Linked DNA regions of Mus musculus: all the other regions are linked to region 2. Evidence: chromatin loops called from intact Hi-C (ENCODE). Cell type or tissue: left cerebral cortex. All regions are shown on one strand.

Region 1 (2,500 bases), 270 kb before region 2:
AGAGGTGCAGAGGGTAATGGAAGTGCCTACTCAAGCGGAAACGCAGAATGGTGCCAGCTGCTCCCCTGTCTATGAAAGGAGACCTTAAGTCACCTTGGAACAGATTTGCCTTATTATTGCTGGAGTCCCCTTAAGTTGTATAAATGAGGGTATCTCAGCCCTGCTGTTTTGAGAAAGGGTGCAAAGAGAAGCTTGTGGTCTTTGGTCTGGAAATGCCTGCCTATCCAGTGTCCTTAACAAACAAAGCCAGGAAGAAGGCCATGGCAAATCTGTACAAGTACCAAGAGCCTTCAGGGGAGAAAACAGCTTTGGATCCTGAGCCTGAGTTTTTTCCTAGAAGCCTGAGGGCTATGTGGGTTATCTGAGGCTTGGAACAGGAAAGGGTAGACAGGCTCAGAGATAGAGAATCTGAGTGGCATGGGGTGTGCCCGTTCTATGACAACCCCTGGTATTTCTGCGGAGCCTGGCTTGGGTCGTGCATATAGACAAGAATTCATAGAAAAGGTTGGTAACTCAGGTGTTGGGAACGACTTTTAATGGCTGGGCTGTAGCTCAGTGGCAGATTGCTTGCTTAGCATCTTCAAGGCTCTGAGTTCAATCCCTGTGCCACATCAAATGTTATTATTGCTGATAATAACAGGACTGGACAGGAAAGGCTGCAAGCCTGACATTCAGGATTTGTATCAACCATAGCCAATAAGAGCAAGGAGACAGCATGGATGACTTTGATTAGCTCCTGGCACTTAAAAGTCACTACATAATTCAGCTGACCTCACTTGGAAGTCCACAGGGCTTCACTTCTGCATTTCTGGCAGACAGATCCTTCTCTGCCATACCCCCATGGTCTCTCTCTGCTTCCTCATTGCTGGACACGGGGCCTAGCATCAACAGAGGGATATAGTGTGGATTCAGTGCACTGTGAAGCTTCCTCAGAAAGCTCATTTCCACTTCTAGTGAGCAGCCAGGCAGGGATGAGCTTTGGGAACCAGGATTTGTAGGCTAGACAGAGATGCCACCCCTCAGGTTGATCTCAAAACTGCAGTACCAAGATACTGTTCTCTAGATAACCACTTGGTGGCGCCAAAGCTTCTTATGACGCAGACAAAATAGCAAGGTGCCCCTGTTAGAAGGATACTTGTGAGGCTGGCTGCCTGCTGGCTTCAGCACGCGACAGGGAAGTGGCCAGGTGCCTTTAATCCAGTAACAACCACCACCCAGGCGTGGTCAGTGCCGGCAGCCACAGCAGCTCCCTGGGGAGCTGTGTTCCAGTTCGCTTGACTCCACCTCTTTGAGTCTTGACTGCCTCTAGAATACAGTGGGGAGGGTGACATGGGTTACTGGGGTAGGTAAGCAAGCCCTGTGAACTACAGAGGTTGGAGCCTGCAAGGGGGATGAAATGAAAGAGGCAGCTCTTAAAAGCCGTCCTGGCTGGGCTGCTGAGACCCACCCATGCTGCTGCTGGGTAAACAGCTGGAAGGATATTCCTGGAGTGGTCACCTTGGCTTTAGGGCGCTCAGCACTTAGCACTTATGAGTGAACTTATTGAAACTCTACTTCTCTCTGAGCTGCTGTGCTCACTCTTATTGAGCAGGCAAGGAAACTGAGGCTCAAAGAAGTTGTGAATTTGGTGTTGAGTGGCCAACTTGAAGGCAGAAATAGGAGTGAGGAAAGACTCTAAAGAGGGACACCATGAAAGAAGACAGGAAAAGGGCAGGAGACAGACGACTGTGCTGATGGTCAGCTGGTGGCGTCCCTCTCCTCTGATAGGAATCTGAGCAGGTGAGGTGCTCCCCCCATTGAGCATCAGAAACATGGGAGCTGGGTTGGCAGAGCCAGAGGCTGTAACTCAAGCCCTGAGAACAGGGGCCCAGATGCTCCAGGCTGCGGTAGAGACTTGGGGCTCCAGGTATGTAGGCTACAGGCCCTGGGCCTTAACCCCCAGCACTGGTTCTTGACACTTAGCTTCCAACACTGATGATTGGCACCAGCAAGCACTGCTGCTAGGGGCCTTGAGCGGTGAAACCCTCTGCCCCGCACCTCCTGGACCAAGATGCCAGGACCTTCAGCCCTTAAGACTTGGTAGCTCCCTTGGATCTTCCAATGAATGGGGCCTGAGATTTCTTGCCTTCAGCCTTCCCTCCCTGGCCTTCTGGCTCCCAAGTCTCTTGGGTCACTTTCTCATTCTATAGGCTCTCCCTAACCAGGTCTGCTAATGATAAACATCATAAGTAAGGAAGAAAAGACCTTTAGGGGGTCTCAACACCAGACAGGAAACTGTCTCCAAGCTGACTCCAAAAGCGAGATCAACTACCTGCTCATACTGCCCAGAAAGGGAGTAGCAAGGGACCAATGCACAGCCATCACATGCCTTCGGCTGAGCTGCTAGGGAGTGCTCCCCATCAGCCTGTTAGAGATCACCAGAGCTTGGGATGGCAGAAAGGTCTCCTGGAACTATGGAAGCAGTGGGCTGGGGCCAGTGCCTTCTGAGCCAAGCTCCAGC
Region 2 (2,500 bases):
CACCTCTGGGCCAGACTCCAGGCTCTGCCACCAACCAGCGAGGGAGCTTGGGCAGGTCACAGGGCCTGCGCAGTCTGTCTACCCGGTTTGTACAGCACAGCAGAGATTTGTACATTCAGTATGTAGTGCCTGTGGAGTCCGACGGTAAGTGTAACTGTGGAAGAAGGGTCTCACCGCCATTCAGAAGCAAAAAGAACCAGCACCAACTTTCAGCCTGGCAAAATCAAACCATTACCTTTCCCACTGTTGCTGACACTTCTCCATCACGTGGAGGGGTGGGGTTTCACTTGGGGGAAAACCAAGTTTGCATCGTCTGTTGAAGCTAAAGACCAAGGTCTAGAGCAGGGGGCTCCAGTCCAGTAGCAGAAGAGAGGGTTAACTATCCAGAATAGCCTGTGCCACACAGTGAGAGCAAAGACTGACCACAGGACCCTGCATTCCTATCAGAGAGGAAGGCGGGACACCATTTCTATAGCATCCTCAAACAAGCTACACAAAAGAATATGTCATTCAGGGAGACAAAATGTAAACGGTCACACCCAAAGAAAAACCAGGCAAGGATGAGCACAGGGAAAGAGGGTGATGACTGCTTGGGAGACGAGTACGGACAATGGTCCTTACCGAATGAGCTGCACTGGGTCCCCCAGGCTGTGCCCAGTCAGCCTTCGCCCCTCCCACGACCACCTTTTCTGACTGCTCTGTTCTGTTCTGCGCACAGCTGCCTGCTTTGGTCTGGATGCCTTGCACTGGGTGACCTTATTGAGAAAGGTTCTCTACCCGACCGAGACCTGGCGCAATCCAGCTCTGCAGGCCAGCCCCGCGCCCGCGATCGACCCGGCGAGGTCTCTATCCTGCTGGGGTAGTTCTAACACGCCCCGCTGCAGGACCGCGTACCGGACAGGACAGTCGTCCTCTGAGCTTAGGCATCCCGGCACGCGCCACCTCCTGGGGCCTGCGGGGTGCAGTGCCGGTCCCACCTAAGCGATCGTTGCGCAGGCAGAGATGAGCAATAGGACCAGGGCAAGTGCTTCCTCCGGACTCAGTTTACCCTTCCGTGCACGAAAGCTGTACTTCCAGCCTGTGCTCCTTAAAGAGTGCATCGACTCCTGGGACCACCCGGACCACCTCACCCACCCCCACCCCAGTCCAGAGTTTTAAGGCTGAGGTGGCCATCGCCCTTTGAAGGCAAGCGGTGGGGCCCGCCGCGCGCGCTCTCGCCGCGGGGCCGAGCGCCCCCTGCAGGCCATCGCGGGTCCCGCCCCGCCCCCGCCCCCGCCCCCGGCCCCGCCCCCCGGCTTCGGCCGGCGCATGCGCGCGGCACGGCGCTCCGCGGGGCGGCGAGAGCGAGGCCGGTCCGCAGCCGCGCGGAGCTCAGCGCCCCATTCATGCTGGGCAGCGGCGACGCAGCCACGCAGCGGAGCGGAGCCCGGGCGCGGCGGCCTCGGCCTGGGCGGCCTGCGCGGCGTGGGCGGCCCCGCAGAGGGGCGAGCGGCGGGGCGCAACGATGGCCAGCGGCGGGACGCGCCCGGGGTTGGCGGGTGAGTCGGGGCGCAACTTTCCCCGCGGGCGGCGGGAGGCTCGTCGCGGCCCGGGGTCCCGAGTGGCCGGGGGGCGCTGGCGGCGGCCAGGGGGGTGTGCGCGGGGACTGCGGCGCGCGTGTCCGCGGCTGGCGTGTCCTGCGGTTCCGGCCGGGCGCCCGCGTGTGTCCGGGCGCGGTCTCCGCTATGGGCTGCCGCGTCCCGGCGGGTCGCAGCACGTCCGGGGCCCTACGATCCGGGGGGGCGCAATGTCTGTGGCCGCAGTCGCGGTCCCTTCCTCCAGGCAGGAGAGAAAGTTTGCAGTGGCCCCGCGGGAAGGGCCCTGCGGGTGCCCATGTCGGCCCGTGTTGCGCCGGGTCGGACCGGGCCGCGGGTGGGGACGTGGGCCGCAGGCGAGCGCCGCGCTGGGCAGGCCCGGGCAGGGCCGCGGGATTCGGGGCAGGTCCCTGGCTGCGCCTCGGGCCGGCCTGAGGCAGTGGGGTGGAAGTTGCAAGGCTTCGTGGGGACCCCCGCCCCCTCCGGCTCCGGCGCGCGAGTGGGCGCCGCAGCCAGCCCAGGCCCGCAGGCCCTCCACCCGGCTGCAAGGGGCGGTGCGGTGCCACCGGAGAGGACGCCGGCTCGGGCCTCCTCGGCCTCCCCCTGCGCAGGGCCTCCACGGGTCATTCCTTCCCCGGAGGATTCCCCTCTTGCTTCCTGGACGGTCCCAGGCCTGGTGTACGGCGAGGACGGCGGCGGTGATGGGCTGACTCTGGCTGCTGTAGGGAAGGGCGAGTGTAGATTCCTGGGAGGCCCCCTCTGCCTGCAGAGATCCCAGGTGCTGCCCTGGAAGGATACAAGAGGGCTTCAGAGAGGCTACTAGGTGGCCGGAGCCCTCTCAGTCTCATCGGTGGGGTGCTGGGGCCACGCCCCTTGAAAGAAAGGGGTGTGTTGGGGGGGGATGGGAACGAACTGAGCCTCTGCCC
Region 3 (2,500 bases), 380 kb after region 2:
CCCCTCTGTAAGTAGTGACACAGGGGCACAGCCTCACTGAGCAGCCATATGTGCTGTCTCAGCTGCCAGGCCCAAGTACGGAGGGAACTGTAACTGTCAGGGAGGATGGAGCTGAGGAGCTAGCACCTGGACCAGGCCTGTGGGGGTGTGGTCGCCATTGAAAGCCAGTCGGAAGGTTCATTATCTGACCACAGTTCTTGCAAGGTGTCTTGATCACACTTGCAAGGTGTCTGATCCTACTCTGGCCAACAGGTTCAAGGTGGGCGTCACTTAAGAGTTGGCTGTGGGTGGAAAGGGGAATGTGAGTGGGGCCCTAACAATTCAGTAAAATGTATAAAAATGTAATCTGGGGCCAGCTACATGGTGCAAGGGGGAAAGGCAATTGCTGCTCAAGCCTAAATTTGATCCTTGGATTCTCATATGGTGGAAGGAGAAAACTGACTCCCTAAAATTTTCTTCTGACCTCTGCATTCCATATGTGCACTGTGATACACACACACACACACACACACACACACACACACACATACACACACACACACACACACACATAGCATGAAACTTTGAAATGTAATTTGGGGGCTATCTATAGGGCTTAATGAGTAAAGGTGCTTGCCACCAAGTTGGATGATCTGAGTTCAATCCCCAGAACCCATTTGGTGGAAGAAGAGAGCCAATTCCCACAAGCTGTTCTCTGACTCCTACATATGTCTGCATAGGTGCACACACATGCTAAATGAATGAACGGACGAATGAATGAATGAATAAATAAATAAATAAATACATAAATAAATGAATACCTAATGTAACTTGGGGTTGAGTATACAGTTCAATCGAGAACATTTGCCTGGGATGTGAGGGGCTCTGGGTTAGGTCCTCATCACAAAAAAAATTTCTTAGAATGTGAAGTTCTCTTGCACAGGGATAGAGGTCCCAAAATGTCTCAACTCCCTGATCCCGGTAGGCTCATACTAGCCACTCCATTCAAGGCTATTTATTGACCCTGAGCCCATGGACTAACTCCTTTTTGTACAGAAAGGGGAAGACAGAGGGATGATCCGGAGGCGGAGAGGACAGAGAAACCTAAAGACAAAAAGAGCTCCGAGTCTGAGAGGGAGGGGAAATGCATATAGCCAAGGCCACTAATGAGGCAGGACCAAGAAAAAGGACCAAGGTAACACTGGGGCAAGAACCAATTCTGAGCTGCTGTGTACCCAGCTTGGAGCCCAGGCAGTCCCACAGTACCCCAGCTTTTGTCCTGTGACTGGAATGAGTTCTCACGGGCCAGGAGCTCCCCCTGCCGCCTCTAAAGAGTCCATCAGCAGAGACATTCCACCATCAGGCCCCGGCCCTGGGTTGGGGGATGGGGAGGAATATATCATTGTGAGGCCCAGAGAAAGGACAGGAGGGACAGAATGGAACCTCAACCAACCACTGTGGTGTCGCCGCTGAAAAGCAGGCAGCTGGTCGGATTCCTCTGTGTGGCACGGTGCCTGGGCTGCACGAGTGTGTGTGTGTGTGTGTGTGTGTGTGTGTGTGTGTGTGTGTGTAGGGATAATCTGAGTTTCAGAGGGCCTCCCTGCCTGAGGCCTCCACCCTGGGAAGATGCCCCTATGTCCCAGCCCTACCCTGCAGTGTTCTATTGAGTGAAATGACTGGAGAAGATTGTGACAAAAGGTAGCTAGAAGCCAGTGTAGCTCCTGTGATGGGGAAAGGAAACCTGCCTCATGCGACCTTGCTGAGTTCTCCATTTTTTATTTTTTTAAGGATTCAGGATAGCTCAGGTTTGTTTCATGGAAATATTTCACAACTCAACAGCTCTTCAAAAAAAAATCAGTACAGTGTGTGTGTGTGTGTGTGTGTGTGTGTGTGTGTGTGTGTATCTAATCCACAGCTGTAATCTAGCAGGTTTGTAACCAGTAGCCCCTAACCCTCTTATCTACAGACCTGATATCTGTCTGGTTACTTTGTCTCCTCATCTACATTACATAGGTTCTCTGACAATGATACTATTTTCCAGTTAGGTGAAAAACTCACTGTCACACACCTAAAAAGCCAGATCACCCTAAAAGTAAAGCAAAGCTGGCGCTCGAGGCACAGTCCTGTCTACCTCCTGCTGCTGGACTCATGGGACAGCATTATCTGTAGCCGATGGCGACTGAGGTCTCTGATCTGAGGACGTAGAGGGTACCCTAAAAAAGCAGTTCTAGGGGAGTCTAAGGAGGGAACCTGGGGACCCAGCAAGGCCACACTGTGTGTCTCAGAACTGCTGAATAGAAGCAAAAATGGAGAGTAGGGTGGAGTGGGTGTGAGGGACAGGGGTCCATCCCAGAATTCAAAGCATGGAAGCATTTCTAATGTCTACAGCAAGACAACACACACACACACACACACACACACACTCCGCACAGAACAGAGACTTGGCCCTAGGGCAAACAGCAAACCGGAAACCACTGCTGTGGCTGATGCCTTTGTTTCTCCCTAGCTGCTTCCAGAAGGA

Evidence for each region. A loop is a pair of places that touch in the nucleus more often than their neighbours do. Peaks named below come from ENCODE experiments on the same cell type or tissue, not always from the same donor. Only the 100,000 strongest peaks of a DNase experiment are listed, where the experiment ranks them.
Region 1: it touches region 2 in a loop (4-fold over the local background); 23 of 42 quality-filtered maps call a loop at or near these places.
Region 3: it touches region 2 in a loop (7-fold over the local background); 7 of 42 quality-filtered maps call a loop at or near these places.

What each region holds. Positions count from the first base shown.
Region 1 is chr6:89,630,831-89,633,330 of GRCm38, reverse strand. No RefSeq gene overlaps it. Among named protein-coding and RNA genes, the nearest start is that of Txnrd3, 12 kb to the left of the region's middle. In left cerebral cortex, a CTCF peak has its summit at 1,054 (motif pointing right); a DNase peak (open chromatin) is centred at 1,090.
Region 2 is chr6:89,361,445-89,363,944 of GRCm38, reverse strand. Plxna1 (plexin A1) reads left to right here and starts at 1,332. Exons shown (of 32, transcript NM_008881.2): 1 at 1,332-1,538. Gm40415 reads right to left here. Exons shown (of 2, transcript XM_017321867.2): 2 at 1,354-2,360. The coding sequence starts at 2,201. The coding sequence ends at 1,767. In left cerebral cortex, CTCF peaks have their summits at 977 and 1,178; DNase peaks (open chromatin) are centred at 26, 871, 1,372 and 2,165; H3K4me3 peaks cover 1,954 bases; H3K27ac peaks cover 1,490 bases.
Region 3 is chr6:88,979,138-88,981,637 of GRCm38, reverse strand. All of the region lies in intron 1 of Gm36505 (a long non-coding RNA gene), which reads right to left. Among named protein-coding and RNA genes, the nearest start is that of Gm36505, 1.7 kb to the right of the region's middle. In left cerebral cortex, a CTCF peak has its summit at 1,297; a DNase peak (open chromatin) is centred at 1,301.